2 separate regions of the Mus musculus genome follow, and region 2 is linked to region 1. A link is a loop called in an ENCODE intact Hi-C map of the cell type or tissue named here. Cell type or tissue: heart. All regions are shown on one strand. Links, peaks and the distances in the headings refer to the core of each region. The heading gives the core; the rest is flanking DNA. Region 1 overlaps Atf7ip (activating transcription factor 7 interacting protein). Region 2 has its middle 6.2 kb from the start of E330021D16Rik.

Region 1 (8,335 bases), core at 90-8,089:
AGTCAAATTTTAGATGGTCTTCTCAAATGTTTTCCTCTCTTTTTCCAGGTGGCAGACATCTTTCTTGCATCTCAGTATAAAGCCTATGCCATTAGTGGTCCCACGGTACAAGATGGACTCCCGCCTTTTAACTGGAATCGGTTCAATGACACGCTCCATCGGGGGATGCCAGAAGTCTTTGACTTTAATTTTGTTACCATGAAACCAATTTTGTCATAGGACAAAAAGTGAGACATAGAGATGACAGAAAGCTGCGAATAGGACACCAAAGGCACTCTTAGCTGTATTTTCCCATCTGTACTCTTAATAAAAAATATTAAATTCCCATCTGTGGTCCTGCGTTTAGCCTTGCTGGGAATGCCGCTTGGTCGGGCGAAATGCCAAGTGCCGATTCACCACTCGAGGTGGAAGAACGCAGCCTTGGATGGGGCCTCAGCCCAAGTGAGACACGACATAGGCTGGGGCTGCAGCTCCCTGACTCCTGAGGAGCCCTGGGCCAGGGGCTCCTAAACTGGACATCCAGATGCCATTAGCAGTCACGGGGAGTTGGGGGCCCATGGGCGCTGGGGAATGAATGGGGGAACTCTAGCCTAGCAGCAGTGAGTCAGGGAGCTGAAGGGGCCTTCTGCCAGAGACTTGGACAGCGAGGCTCTGTAGATGAAGCCTGTCTCCTTGCTGCCCATGGGAGTTCTTGATGAGTCAGTCCTTGGTTTCAAATTGTTTATTGACTGTTCATCATGGAAAACACCACTTCCTCAGGATGGACCAGAGATTAGGTACCTTTTGCAGGAAGGAATGTCTGAGAAGGGAAGCTAATTGGCTAAACGCCCAGGGCCCATCCAGCTATTTCATTAGCATGGAGAACTCTGTTCTGATCTACAAGACCACTGTGGGGAGCGTGGTCATGTGTTCCAGGCCAGGAATATGGCAGGGAGCAGGGAGATGCCTACAATCCGCAGATGGGTACCTGGGTCTCAGAACCCACGCAACCTTACCAAGTTTCCTGGCATGGTCCATCGCCCTACACACATCCATTTTCCATAGAGTTGTTTAACAGCAAACATTTCCTGAAGGGTAGAAAGCTACAGAATAAACATGTATGAAACAAATACACAGAAGGATACAGAAACCCTGTCTCAGTTCACTGTTCTCCTTTTAGGCCTGCAAACATCAATCACAGTTCAAGCTAGAACCAAGTTCAAGTGGAGCTGGAGGCAGGACGAAGGCCTGTTAGAGACACCTGCATTTCCCGCGGTCTTTCTCCTTCCCCTGCTGCTAACAGGGGAAGGATCCTTCCTGGTTGTTAATGGGCAGCAGGTTAGACATGCTGTTCTCTCTCACTAGTTGAAAACACCGTATCTAACCAAGTAGCAGTTCTGTGTAACTCCTACTTTCCCAAAGCCAGGGCACAACATCTGGGTGGAGTACCAGGGAGGGAACTGCTGAACAAGGCACTGAACAGGGAGCAAGGGGTTTTTGTGATGGAAGTGGGAGTTTTTAAAGAAACACAAGGACTGAGAACTCTTGGAATGAGTCAGGGTACTCAGAATGTTAAAAACTCAGTCATTTATTTCAAAGTATAAAGTTCAGGCTTGCTGGACAAACCCCACTACAGTCGACACTTACACACGGACACCATTCTACTGTACATTTAGGAAAGAAAGAAAATGAAAACCTTCAAAACCTAATAAAAATAGGGCAACCAACCTGCTACTGCCCAGTTAGCATTAGACCTTAAGGAGGGTCTTACAGCATCTTATTTACATTTTCAACTGCAACAAACAGAAATTCGGATGCGAGTTTCCTACAGGGACTGATTTTCACATTTACATTTGAAATGGTTGATAAAATCCTCAAGCTAGGATCCCCCAGAAGGTGTTTGATTGCTTTGTTCCCTTATTTACAAAAAGAAGAAGGGAGAGAAAATACATTTAAATATTTAAATGATAGGTAGGTATTCAGAGTAAGGCTAACATAGAAAACACAAAACAAAAGCTCAAACATGACAGTCATTGGCAGATGGGAGCAGTGACTTCACCTCCTCCCTCTCTGCTGACTCAAGGCGATGAGTTTTACAAATTAGTCTCCTGCTCCAACAAACCCCTCATAATTGCTCTAATCTTTATGTGTCCCTTAAATATTTTTTTAAAGCCATTTGCCCTGAAAATGATTAAGGAAGACAGACTCACACATGATTACACAGTTATTGCCTATAGCACAAGGACATGTGTAGTTCCATGAGAGCCAACCAGGCCACCCAATCACTGGGAAGTGGGAAAATTTGACCATATTGAGGATACGGAAATGGCCTACGGAGTCAGGAGAACACTTGAAAGGCTTTCTTTGTGGTACCTACGGGGTGAAATCACAGCCTGTCAAGAGAGGATGCCACACAGAGCATTCTAAATCAGACAGTACTGGGAGACACCAGGGAAGAAATGGGCATCCCTGCCATGTCACACTAAGTGGCAACTGGGAGGATATTTAAAGCGATTGGAGCAAGCCCCCAGAACACCTGTCCAACACTGGAAGAGAGCTCTGAAGAGATGCCTCACGCTTGCAAAAGTATCCTTTATCTGGCATAGGTGGGGGGGGGGGGAACACTGCTCTGTGAGGCAAATGCTATCCCAACAGGTATTTCCAAGGAAGAAAGCTCTGTTCCTTTCATAAAGTCATACTGCATCACACAGTACAGAAAGCACTCTGCAGATGTAGAAGGATGGACTGGAGCCTGGAGCCAGGGACAGAGCCACCGTGTAAAGTGAACTGCTACAACAAGCTGCTTCTGTATGCCATTCGCCAGAACATAAAGAGGCTTACTCACACTTAAAACAGGGTGAAAAGTACTCAGACAAAGTGCAAATGAGGGAGTGACAGACAGCTGTCACTGCTAGTTACTCGAGAAGCATCTGTCGCTTCATCTACAGATTCCAGAAGTTTCCAGGACTCCCACTAAGACAACACTTACCAGTATTGTCAGGCTAAAAAATGTAGCAAACTTGAATCCCCCAAAATGGGACAATGGAGCTTCTTTATAACACTTTGAGAAGAGATCCCAGGGTGGAAACTGTCCCCCACTCTCCCCACAGACAGCCAAAGAAAAAGCCAAGGCCCCTCAGCACCCACATTCTGCCTCGTGTAAGCGGCGCACACTCCGGGAAGCCAGCACCACTGCTGCCCGAGGCACGCGTCCTGCTCGGTGAGCTGAGGAGCCGATCCACAAGTGCATTTCCTCTTCCCAACTCGTTTCTGTCTATACCTTCTTTCCAATCTGGAATAAACAGGTTTCCGTAATTACTTTCTACAGTAAATCTACATCTAGAGCCACTATTTGGGATTTTTTTTTTTTCCTTTGACAAAAAAACACCCAAGTAAAAGCCAAAACAATAAAATAATATGAATTCCATTGGGCTTTCTTCACATGATTATATTAACACTAGGAAAACTTTTTAAAAAAGAACTAGTAAATATAAAATAATTACTGACTATAAACAAACATATTCATCTAGAGAGACTTTCAGTAGCGAGTGAGCAGACCCACTGGTGAAGACCATTTTGAATATGCACTTTCTATTAGAGACAGGAATGATGCTGAAAAGAAGACCAACACTGTACCCACATGACAGAAACACTCCTGGTACAGAGGTGCTCATGTACAGTTAGAAATCATTTCTTCCTTTCCAAACCCTTTGCAGTGACCTGGGCAACCGTTTCCCATGCCCGTGAGGTCCTAGCTGCATGACTGCTCCCCAAGCTCAACTTGTGGGAAGTGGGTCTCGCGTGCTCTCCTCTTTCTCAGAGTGACAGGAGCAATTACACCTGCCAGCTGCAGGCTTCCTTCATTAACCAAAGTTCACGCCGAAGATGACAGAACACCACCCCGTGAAGTCAGCAAAGACAATTTCTTTATAACTCAACGATTCCTTCTGTAAGCCAAGCCATCATAGAGGCAAATGCACACAGGGAACGGAGCTCCTGCTTTTAATACCAGGACAAGTGAACAAAACGGCTGGTGCAGCTTGCAAAGGTAGACTTTGCAAGGACGTAAAATACCGTAAGGGAAGACAGCTCACCAGTGCCTTCAGACTCCAGAGGCCTCACTCATCCCTAAACACTTGGCCCTCTCCTCAGGTCTCGAAAACACCTGCCTGATTCGATTCCCTGCAGCTGCCATGCCTTGGAAATGCAAGGCTGAGCCTGAGTCTGCTAACATTTTGAAGGAATAAGAACTAGTAAAGCAAGCAGATCTACCTGCAGTGTGGAATGACCCAGAGGATAGCGTTTAGGCTCTACCCAGAGCTGATGAAATCAGAGTCCACTTGGCACCACCGAAACCGTTCAGACTAAAGCAGGAACGACCTCCTGAGAATCTGAGGAGACTGTGCTTCGCCCCGGTCTTTCATGGAGTCTGACGTGCACTGCCTTTGAAAGGACTCTATCCCATGAGTGCTGAGATGAACCAGGACTCCCTTCCGATTCTTTAGCAATGTAACATGGCTATTAAACAGGCTTAAAGAAAATTGTTCTTAAACAATATGGCCTATTTTATGCAGAGTTAAAAGATGGGCAAAAATAAAAATATGTTCTTAAAACATAACAGTAAGTCACAACTTACTGAGAGATGTCACGGAGGAAGAGAACACATGTTCACAGTTTGCTTCTAAAATGCTTAAAGGGTGTGGGGTTTTTGGTGGCAATGAAGACCCAATAGAAGCTGAAAGAGGAATTTACCACAATGGACGTGGTCTGTGGATTCTGTTAAGGCACAAACACAAAAGGAGAAGCCAGATTAGGAACTCGGGGTGAGGCCACTGTTCACCTCGTCAGCAACTCAGAAGAAATCAAAGAATACACAGAGGGAATATCTCCTCTGCTCCAATTCATCTACTTTAAGCTAAATACTTTTCTTTCCCTTCCTTCCTTCCTTCCTTCCTTCCTTCCTTCCTTCCTTCCTTCCTTCCTTCCTTCCTTCCTTCCTTCCTTCCTTCCTTCCTTCTTTCCTTCCTTCCTTCCTTCCTTCCTTCCTTCCTTCCTTCGGGTTTTATTTAGATTCTTTGACCTTCTAGCCTCCTCTGGAGGCAGAATCACACCTGCTCTGCACCTCAGATTCGCTCAGCAATATACTTCCTTCTGGAAGAGAGGTAAATTTGAGAGGAAAACAGGAGATCGCACTGTGATACACACACAACTAGAAATTTAAAAATTCAAAACAAAAGAAGAAAACACACAAACACCCATACATATTCCCCAGTTTCAAAACTCAAAACCAAAAAGCAAGGAATAAATATACATTTCAAAACCCCGAAGTTTGAATTGTTCAGGGAAGGCTTGCTTTATGGGCTGAATTTATTTTGCTTCCGGTTATAAACAAACGTAGTGTATACAGTCACATGTCCGGGAGATCTTGCACAAGGTGGATTTTTACAGTGGATTTCATGCACAAGATTAAAAACAAGCCCAAGATGTGAAACTTTCAAAAGTAGAAGCTAAACGACTCCAAGGTCTAACTGTTCTGGGAGGAAGAGATCACGTCCGTGGACTGTGGGTCACAGAAAGGCCCAAAGCGGCCATAAATGTCCTTGGCGCGCACTGCAAAGTAGTACTTGCTGCCAGACACAAACTGCGTGAGAGTGCAAGCCATGGGCAAGGGCAGGGCCTTGACTTCCCCGATCTTCTTCCACTGTGAGGGCACGGTGGCACTGGGCTCCTCGTGGTAAGCATAGAGATGGTAGCTGTCAACAGTAGCACAGCTTCGGTCCACTTCCAGGACGCTCCACGACAGAACAATGCCATTCTGACTCTGAACTCGTGCTAACTTCAAGTGTGGTTTCTGAGGCAGAGAAGTGCTGGCAGCTTCCGGGGGCAGACGCTGGGGCTGTGGGGCTTCTGGTAAGGGCGCTGGATGCAGAGGGCGTGGGGGCTCCTAACAGAAGAAGAGATGGATTGGTTTCTAGCAATTACAGAACAATTTCAGAAGATACCTTAGTGAATACATAGCTATAAGCACTGGGGAGTGTGGGCTCGCAGACAGCACACACAGCCTTGGGTTGGCTACTCAACCTCTGAATGTCAGCTTCCAAACAGGCAGGAAAGCCTATAAAGTCCTTCAGCAACAGCCTTAAGAGTACCCTGTGAGGACAAGGATATCAGCATTCTAGAGACACAATGAACAGCCACGGAGAACTCTCGGCCCTCCTAGCTCACCTCTCTGAGAGCGGCACTTGTTCTTATACATCCTATGTATGTTCACCTATGTGCTAAAGTACTCCTAAAACCAGTTATAATCCTCTCACAGGACAGTATGACTTTGTTTAAGGCTAAATTTAGAGGGAAATACTTTATTTTCTGTTCTTTTGTAACAAAATCCATTCCAAATGCCAGTGCATCATTTAAGATAAACTAATGACAACACAGCAGTTAGATTTTAAGAAATACAAAGTCATAACTCGAGGGATTTACACCTGAGTTTGGGGCACTGTCTGTCACCTCAGAAGCCTGGGCCATCACCCTGTCGGTCAGAGTGAGCATCAGTCCTCGATCCGGTACTGTTTCCCCAAGATAAGATCGAGTTGTCTACAATGACCCTCTACTAGAGGGAAGAAGAGCTCTCTCCTTCCTTTGATAACATTACTTTAAAAAAGGAAGTGGTAGCCAGGCAATGGTGACTAAGGCCTTTCATCCCAGCACTTGGGAGGCAGAGGCAGGTGGGTCTCTATGATTTCCAGGGTCAATGTCAGCCTGGTCTAAAGAGTGAGTTCCAAGATAGCCAAGGCTACAGAGAGAAACCCTGTTGAAAGAAAAGGAGGGGTGGAGAGAGGGAGGAGGGAAGGAAAGGAAGACAGCTGGAATGCTCTAGCAGCTTAGTGACTGAGGAGGTCCAGAAGGCAAGCACTGATACTTACATTGTGCACTTGTGGGGGCCTGTGATGCACCGTGAGCTGAGGCCCTGCTGAGCCTAGAGTCAGTCCATTGTTTACAACATATGTGGTTGTCTGAGGCACTCGAACTGTAACACCTGCAAAAGAAAATTGAGGGAAACATGAAAATTCTACTATAAATTTGTGTTCGGTCATTATAAACAGTAAAAAAAAATTTAAAAAAATTTCAAGATGAGCAATTCCAACTGAAAAGTCTACATCAGATAAAGAACTCAAAAACCCAAACCTCTCACAGACACTACCGCAGTGGCACTGCAGGCTGTATGCAGCAATGGGAAGGAACCAAGAAGCAGGAAGACATGACAATGACACCCAAGGACAGCACAGACAGAGATCATCCTGAGGACGACTAGAAATAAAACCCCACACCAACGGCCCTGCCCTCCAAGGTGGACAGCAGCTAAACCGGATGGAGCCAATGGCTCCAAGGATCTGCAGACAGACGCTCCTTACCAAAGCAGTCTGTCCTTGGGGCAAAGCTCAGCAGTGAGGAGCGCATACTGCCCTTGCATAAGGCCCTGAGCTTGGTTCCCTGCACCCACATCAGCCAGCTCACAACTGCCTGCAACTCCTGCTCCATGGAGCGGAGCGGGACATCCTTTTCTGGCCTGTGCAGTCACAGACACACACACACACACAGACAGACACACACAGACACACACAGACACACAGACACACACACACACACAGACACACACATTAACAAATCTGTTTTTTTAAAGCCACCAGTCCTATGTTAGTGGGGCTCCCACTTTTTCTCTTTATACTGCTAAGCAGCTAAGGACACTCCATGCCCAGGAAGACTGCAGTGACATCACAAAGTTCAACCGAGTACAGACTTTAGAGCCGTGCCATCCACTGTCCCAATCACACTGGTCAGACATTCTGTATGCGACCCACACTAAGTGCCAGGACTGCTCTAGAACTCATTCATGACCCAATCACACAACAGCCTAGAGAAAATCCTTACAAACTTGAGAAACTTAAACCAGACTATGATCCAAAGATGCCATTTGGTTTAATTTCCCTTAGAAGAATTAATAATGGAATTATAGTTTTGTTAGACAGCTATATTTGTTATTTTATAAATAGATATTCACAGCTATACATTAGCTTTGTTTACATTACTATACATTTAGCATTCTATGTTTATATGCATGTGAGATGAGCATATGTAAGTGACTCCTACACTGATGTCAATTAAGAGAGGATGGCAGAGGGACAGACAGACAGAAGAGTAATAAAATTGTACTTTCTAACGTGGCAAAGGTCACTTGTGTTTCACTTTTATTATACTTCTTTACATTTTATATACCTTGTTTTTCTATGCTATACTCTGTGATTAAGCCATGTACTCTATGATATTAATACACACATGCTAGTTTTATACAGACTGG
Region 2 (8,335 bases), core at 65-8,064, 190 kb after region 1:
TGACTCTCACAGGGGTCACATAACAGATATACAGAATATTAGATACTTACATCATGATTCATAACAGTAGCAAAGTTTACAGTTATAAAGGTAGCAACAAAAATAATTTGGTGGCTGGCTTAGCACAGCGTGCTGAACTGTATTACTGGGCCACCATTGGGGCAACCTTCCTCAAATTGTATGAAGGTGTGCCCTTGTATTTTCAATGCTTAATTGTCTACTGGAAGAGAGCTGAGTGCCCACAGGATTTTGGTATTGTCACTTCTTCCCATCTCCAGGTTTTCTATTGTGTCTTCTTCACCTGTCTAAAGGCAACCTTAGAGATGTATCAGGCATTGTCTCACCTGTGATTGGTTACAATAAAGATCTGACAGCAAATAGCTGGAACAGAAAGTACAAAGGTGGAATTTCCAGACAGAGAGTGTCGCCGGGAGAGGCGAGCTGAAGCAAGAGATTCGGAGGCCGACCCAGAAGGGAGCAGGGAAGTATAGAGCAAGCCATGAGGCAGGTCCCAGGCTAGAAGAGTGAGGTTAAGTTTAAATGGTAGCTGGGAGACTGCCCCAGCAAAGGGCCTAAGCTCTAAACTGTATAAAAGTCTGTGTGTGGTAATTCACACCGCTGGTGGTCGGAGAAGGTTGCAGCATTAGGAAGGTTGAGAAGTCTGCTACCACACTTTCAATCTTGAAATGCATTTTCCCCTGAACACATTCGCTGTGATTAAGACAAGAACCCAAAGGAAACAAACCCAAGAGAATTGTTACAACGTTTCTTTCTCAACCCCGCCCATCCCCAACCCATTTTCATCCTGTCGCCATTTGTTTTTCATTCTGCAATGCAAATATGATCATGATCAGCTCTCTCACATCTGGAAGAACATCTCAACTCTTCTTGCTCAGTGAGGCATCTTTAAATTTGTTCCGTCTTTGTGACTCTACACTCTCCCCGTCTTCCCTCCTATTCCTGTCACCCTAAGGATGCAGTTTCTGTTAGAGCAGTTTCTCACAGAGACCCTACACATGTCAGAGGATTTATTTGTAGAGGGAGGCTTTCTGTGTGTCCAGGGCGTTTCCTGTCTAGCTGGCTTCAACCACTAGCTACCGCCATTAACACTGCTGCAGTTGTGACAAGCAAATCTTTTTCTAGACACCCCAAAATCTTTTCAGAGTAAAAATTGCCCCTGATTTACTATGGGGGCGGCGGGGGGGCTGGGGGGTACAGTGTGTTATTCCCCAGTTTTTTCTTTTCTCTCCCCCTTCCCTACTCTCCTCCCCATATGCATGCTCATGGGTATACTACAACCTGCACTTCTGCCTCTGTGTGTGTGTGTGTGTGTGTGTGTGTGTGTGTGTGTGTGTGTGTGTGTGTGTGTGTAGGTCCGGCCACTTTGGATGTAGTCCTTGCCTTTCACCTTGTTCTAGGCAGGATCCACTGTTTTGTATGCCAAGCTGGCTGACCCTGGGACCTATGGCTTTACCTGAGCTCAGATCCTGCATTTATCTGCTGAGCTGTCTCTATAGCCCATCTGTCTCCATCACCCATCACCACAGGGTGATGTTTCCACTGTGATCAGCCCCACAAACATGGTCTCCGCTCAGCCCTCTGTGACTCTGTGGAGGTGGCAAGCTGCCTGCAGGAACACAGCATGGTGCCTTATTCAACCATATTCTCATGTATTACTTGTCTCCAAGTTAGACTGAGAAATCAGGCCTTCACACTGTCGTGGTTTGGTGTTCCCATTTTACGTGCTATCCTGTGTCCTTAGCTAAAGCTGGCCTCCAGTACTGACAATATCTCTATGTACATTTTAAAAACTTCACAATTTTGAATATTATTAAAACAATTTAAAAATGACATTTAAGAGCTGGAGAGATAGCTCAGTGGGTAAGAGCACTGACTGCTGTTCTGAAAATCCTGAGTTCAATTCCCAGCAACCACATGGTGGCTCACAACCACCCTTAATAAGATCTCACGCCCTCTTCTGGTGTGTCTGAAGACAGCTACAGTGGACTTATGAATAACAATAAATAAAATTTGGGGCTGGTGCAAGAGGGACTGAGGGAGCAGGGTTGATCTGAGTGAGCAGAGGTCCTAAAAATTCAATTCCCAACAACCACATGAAGACTCACAAACATCTGCACAGCTACAGTGTACTCACCTACATAAAAATAAATGTCTTATTAAAAAAGGACATTTAAGGGTTAACAAGATGGCTCAGCAAGTCAAGGTGCTTGACTCTGCCAACCTGAGCTGTATTCCAGGATCCCACGTGGGTGGAAGGAGAGAACCGATTCCTGCAGGTTGTCCTCTCACCTCCACAATGCACACACACACACACACACACACACACACACACACACACAGGCACACACGGTAAACAAAGTACAAATGACATTTAGAAGCCAATCGATATTTTCTTTTTCAATAGCTGATGTGATATCTGTGATGCCCAGATTCCCTCATTGTCTGGAGCTTGCCAGGTGAGCTAGGCTGGCCAGCTGCTGGGCCCCCAGATCTGCCCATCCCCACCTCACTATTGCTGGCCGCACAAGCAAGCACTGCCACTCTCAGATCTTCGTTGTGGCTTCCGAGTCTAATTCAGGTCCTCATGCTTGCGGGGCAAGCTCTCTTCTGACTGAGTTATCCCCTGAGTTCCCAAAACATGATGCTTTATATGTGGCTTGTGAACAGTTGTTTCTAGTTATTCCACCTGGTATGGTCTTATTAGCCCATCATCATGTGCCCTGGCTGCTTCAAACTCACCATGTAACTGAGGCTGGATTTGAGCTCCTGCCATTCCTGCCTCCACCTCCCAATTGCTGAGACCTCAAGTGTTCGCCAGCATATTTTGCTTCAATGTTAGAATGCAGTTTATAAATTATTTGTACATATCTACAATGGGAGATATTTTGTAGCTTTAATACATATAGGCATTTGACACTACTATATTTGTAGATTATGTATTTGCATTTGATGATATCATCAGGCAACATGGGGCATTTATACTCTTTAAAATGCACAGAACTATATATAGCTACTAAACAGTAAGCTCTGCACGTCATTTACTTAGGACCATCCGTGACTTAAAAGTTGTTATTCTGGTGGCTGGAAAGACAGCTCCGTGGCTAAGGGGACTTGTTCCTGTTCCAGAGGACCCAGATTCAGTTCCCAGCACCCAAGCCCAGCAGCTCAACAGCCTTCTGAGCTCCAGCTCCCGAGGCTCCGAGGTCTTCAGTCTCTGCAGGTGGCTGTGCTCACGCACACTTACCCGCACACAGACACAGATGCATATACGGAATTAAAAGATAATAAAACAAACGGAATCTCTCAAAGTTATTCTGTCTAGGAAGCTTATTGTCTATCAGTGATAACTGTGAAAAATGTTTTTGTACCTTGGATTTCTAAGTGGCAGATGGCTTGCCAATGCTGCCACCTTCTGGATGGCATTGTGCACTGCACCACGCAAGGAAGAATCAAGTAAGTTCTTTATGTCTGAGGTGAGAAATTTCACTCTTTTCATTTTGGAAAGGCATGGGCACTCTTTTTCCTATTTCCCTCATTAAATTCATAGCTATTTGTCACCGTTCCAGCCACCCGCTAGAGTAAGGATGCTGTGCTAACATCGTAGTGTAAACTAGCTGGACTGTCATCATATCCCCCTTCTGGACTTGTGTTCCCTGTTCTCTGTCCTGCTAAATTTATGCCTTGGGAGCGTAGGCTAGCCTATGGGAGGCACATCTATAAGCTTCCGTGTCCTTAACTTCCAGGCAGATGAGGGCGGTGGGAAGCATCAAAACAAGATCAAAAGGAGAGGAGGGATCTGACCTGGCGCATCTCCTCCGTCAGTGCCATTCCTAGGAGGACGCTGGCTCTGTCCATCAAATGAAGGTCACATCTTCCATCAAAAGCCTTTTACTAAATCAGCTTGCTCTCTAGAAAAGCGATAAACTTCCTACTTCTGTCATTAAGAGCCTGAGCCATATGTGATAACAGTCCCACTGGAATGAGAAATGCCCGATACGCTCATGAATCAGAAGGCCCGCTCCCTAGCTGCTGGTGCGGTCGGGAAGGTTCTGGAACCTTGATGATGTGGACCTTGCTGGAGGAGGAGGAGGCATGCCGCTGGGGGTGGGGGATGGGTGGGCTTTGAGGGTTTATAGCCTCTCCACTTCCTGCTCTGCCTCCCTGTTTCCTGTGTGTGGATGAAATGTCAATCTCTATTTCCAGCAACTTCTGTACGGACTTTATTCCCTGGAACCGGAAGCTAAAATAACTCTTTCTTCCTTAAGCTGCTTTTGGCCATGTGATTTTTTTTTTTTTTTTTTAATCACAACAACAGAAAAGTAACTGATGATGAAGACGGTTAGAGGGTGGCCCCCTACGGTCACCTTTTATAATGACCTGTGTAATTAAGTATCCATTAGGCCCCCTGAGAAAAGGGGCCCAAAGAAGTAATGGAAGGGAGGAAGGACTTATTTTGGCTTGCAGGTCTAGGGGATGAAGCCCATACTGTGAAGAAGGCACGGATGCTGGAGGGCTCTGCCCATGGCCATGGGAACCTGAAGCAGCTTGTTTACATCTTGGTCAAACAAGAAGCAGACTCCTAAGGCCTGAATGGGGGTAGGTATAGCTGAAGGACTGCCCCTGGGGGCCTCCCATTTAAAAGATTTTCCAACTCCTCAAAGCAGTACCCCTAAGCAGCTGGGGACCAATAGTTATTCAAACACAGGTCTGTAGAGGGCGCTGTACATAGAAATCAGCACTGTCACAGACCACAGCAATGGGGAAGATGATAACTGTTCCCTCATAGTGCTAGAGTTGTATAGAGAGTGTTCCTTAAATGCCCAGGTGTTGAAGGATTGGGCTCCAGCGTGGTGCTTTTGGGAGGAGGTAGAACCTTTAAGAGAAGGGACCTCGTGGGCTCAAGTCCCAAGAGCTAGTCTTGAGGAGCATGGTGTGGCTTTATGCTAACCCCACACAAGCTAGAGTCATCAGAGAGAAGGAGACCCTGACTGAGAAAATGCCTTCATGAGATCTGGCTATAAGCAAGCTTGTGGAGAATTTTCTTAATTAGTGATTAATGGCAGAGGCCCCAGGCTATTATGGGTACTGTGAGAAAGCAGGCTGGACAAGCCAGTAAGCAGCACCCCTCCATGACCTCTGTATCAGCTCCTGCCTCCAGGTTCCTGCTCTGTTTGAGTTCTTGCCCTCATTCACTGTTTTTGATTTAAAAAAAAATTATCTATTCATTTACCTTATGTATACGAGTACACTGTAGCTGTTTTCAGACACACCATAAGAGGACATCAGATCCTATTACAAATGGTTGTGAGCCACCATGTGGTTGCATGAGGTTGATCTCTGAACCTCTGGAAGAGCAATCATTATTGTTAACCACTGAACTGTCTCTCCAGCCCCTGAATCTTCTTTTTAAATCATTATTTTATGTATGAATGTTTTGCCCATGCCTGAGGAGACTAGAGGAGGATGCTGGATTCCCTTTAAATGAAGATACAGATGGTAGTCAACTCCATGTGGATGCTAGGAATGGACATAGGTCCTCCAGGAGAGCAGCCAATGCTGGTCACTGCTGAGCCATCTCTCCAGCCCCACCTCTTCCTTTAATTTTTTTTTTTTTATGACTGTATGACTGGAGAGGATTTTATGGTACCTGCACATCTCATTGTCTTTATTGTTACTGTTATTGTTCTGTCGTTAACAATGATTCAATGAGGGCTGGTGAGATGGCTCAGCGGGTAAGAACACTCACTGACTGCTCTTCTGAAGGTCCTGAGTTCAAATCCCAGCAACCACATGGTGGCTCACCACCATGCTTAATGAGGTCTGATGCCCTCTTCTGGTGCATCTGAAGACAGCTACAGTGTAGTTATGTACAATAATAAATAAATCTTTGGGCCGGTGCAAGCAGGGACTGAGAGAGCAGGGCTGACCAGAGCAAGTTCAGTACCCAGCAACCACGTGAAGGCTCACAACCATCTGTACAGATACAGTGTACTCATATGCATAAAATAAATAAATAAAATCTTTAAAAAAAAGCCCCACATATGATTCAGTGAACACAGGGTGTGCTCTGGCAAACTGATTTAATTACTTTTGGAGATAGTAGTGGGGTTGCTGGTCTTATGGTCATTCTATTTTTATTCCCTGAGAGTCCCCGGATTGCTTTCACTGATGGGTCTCAGCATTCTCTTCCACAGCGTTTGAGAACTCCTTTGACTCTGCACCCTCGCCAGCACTTGCAGTAATCATTTCGACAATGGTTGTCCTGACTGGGGTTCTGACAGGGACACGGGCTGCATCTGCAGGAAATGCTGACCTTGCCCCGGGCAGATGTCTAATGGGTAACTAAAAGCAAGGTAGAACCTTGCCCCTCTGCCTTCATTTTGTATTTGCTTCTTCTGCTTTAAACTGGGACAAATTCCTGCTCCACTCTCCATGTTAATCATTTAGATAGTGTTTGTCCTCTGCTTCAAGGTTCAACACACCCAGATAAGTACCTAAGGGGGTTTAAAGATTTTTCTGGAACATTCTGAATGCCCTGCTGTAGAATTCCTAGAGGGACATTCCTAGAAGTCTACACTCGTGGCTCAGCACTTTCCAGGAACTGGAGTTTTGCAGGCAGCTCATCCCATGAGGATAATGCACACTTAAGATGGAGCCGTCTTCTAGTGGGAACTGAGTCGTGTCTCCCTCTCAGGATGACAAGGCAGAGGGAAAGACAACATGCAAGGCGAATGGAGATTGCACCCATAGTGCCAGCAACTTCCTTAGCACCAAAAGGAGGTTGCCAGGATGCGAGTGGTGGCTACTGCTCTCGCTGGCAAGGCACTGGAGTGTGCAAGTTTCCTGAGCCCTCGCCTTCGTTCTCTTTGCTCTGAACAAACCCCAGGTCACTCCTGCTGCCCAGGCTACAACCCTTGGACCTGTTTTCCTCCCATGGCGACGCTGACTTTCTTGCCTGTTTTTGAGGTATGTCCTCACGTAGCCTCTCTTGGCCTCAAACTCCCCTCTTCCCATCTGGCTTCTCCCCCCCTCCTCTCTCTCTCTCTCCTCTCTCTTCTCTCTCTCTTTTTCCTCTCTCTCTTCTCTCTTCTCTTTTCTCTCTCTCTCTCTCTCTCTCTCTCTCTCTCTCTCTCTCTCTCTCTCTCTCTCTCCCTCTCTCTCTCTCTCTCTCTCCTCTCTCTCTTCTCTCTCTATCTCTCTCCTCTCTCTCTCTTTCCCCTCAAGGCCTGCTTCAGTCTGGACTCTTGCAAATGCCTCTGGCTGTTCTCCCTCTTATCTACATGAAACCCCTCCTCCTAGGCGTTCCTTGGAGCGGGCACGTCCTCTTTTTCTTTCACCAAGGCACTGTATGCTGGAGATGCATGGCAGAGGAAGCTTCTTGTGAGCCAGGAAGGGTAAGAGAAAGAGAAGTGACTGGTCCCACAATCCTCTTCTAGAGCATGCCCTCTGTGACCTAATAAGCTTTCTCTTAAAGGCTCCCCATCTTCCAGTACCACCCCCCAGGAGCCAAGCCTTTAAAATACATGCATTTGACGCTCTGTGCCACGGAATTCCACCCCGGCCTCCCCCTCGTGATAAAATAAGTGTTCATTTCAACTCCTCGAGTCTCCAATCTCAGTGGCAGGGGAACCCTAGTGATAGGAGAAAAGGCCCACCGGACATTTAGATCTTTGTCTCCAGTCAGAAGTATGAGAAGAAACTGTTAAACCCCCATCTTTTTTTTTTTATCTATTTCTGGCCCCTCTTCTTATCTATCTGCTTGTCAGGAATCTAACTCCTGCTCCCTCTGGGGTGTGGCTGGGGATGTAGCTCAGTTGGCACGGTGCTTTCATAGCAGGCACAGTCCTGGGGTTCCATTCTCAGTGCTGTATGAATAGAGCAGGCAGGACATGCCCATAAGCCCAGCATTGTTGGGGGCGGGGTTGAGAAGTTCTGGGCGGAGCCTCAGGGAGCTCACAGGAGTGTTAGCCTCCTTCAGGGTTTCTTTAGGACCTGACAGGTTGAGGCCCCACATAACAGGGCATTCAATTCTGTTTTCTTTTTTCTTTCCCCCACCCCCCTCGGCCCCCGCTATCTCTTATTCTGTTGTCAATTGGCAATAATCACACCTCGAATAAAACTCATTGGCTATGATACTGCCATTGCACAGAGCTGAGCACTCAATTCTGGACTGACCATGTAAAACTACGATTCCAAAATAAACTTTCTTCTCTGAATTTTAATTTGTTTTAAAAACTTATTTATTTGTCTGTCTGTATGTGAGCGTGTGTGAGCATATGTGTCAAAAGAGGGCATCAAATTCCCTGAGACTGAA

Evidence for each region. Hi-C counts contacts between places; a loop is a spot of excess contacts. Peaks named below come from ENCODE experiments on the same cell type or tissue, not always from the same donor. Only the 100,000 strongest peaks of a DNase experiment are listed, where the experiment ranks them.
Region 2: a loop joins it to region 1, with 3 times the contacts of the local background. A loop is called at or near these places in 8 of 42 quality-filtered maps.

Annotation. Positions count from the first base shown.
Region 1 is chr6:136,604,062-136,612,396 of GRCm38, reverse strand. It overlaps Atf7ip (activating transcription factor 7 interacting protein), which reads right to left. Exons shown (of 15, transcript NM_019426.2): 14 at 6,903-7,015; 15 at 5,018-5,923. The coding sequence ends at 5,504. It overlaps Plbd1 (phospholipase B domain containing 1), which reads left to right. Exons shown (of 11, transcript NM_025806.2): 11 at 49-326. The coding sequence ends at 219. Among named protein-coding and RNA genes, the nearest start is that of Gm40409, 22 kb to the left of the region's middle. In heart, for the core only: no CTCF peak of the experiment used is centred there; no DNase peak of the experiment used is centred there.
Region 2 is chr6:136,417,651-136,425,985 of GRCm38, reverse strand. It overlaps a transcript of E330021D16Rik not described here. Among named protein-coding and RNA genes, the nearest start is that of E330021D16Rik, 6.2 kb to the right of the region's middle. In heart, for the core only: CTCF peaks have their summits at 3,440 (motif pointing left) and 4,739 (motif pointing right); no DNase peak of the experiment used is centred there; H3K27ac peaks cover 1,297 bases.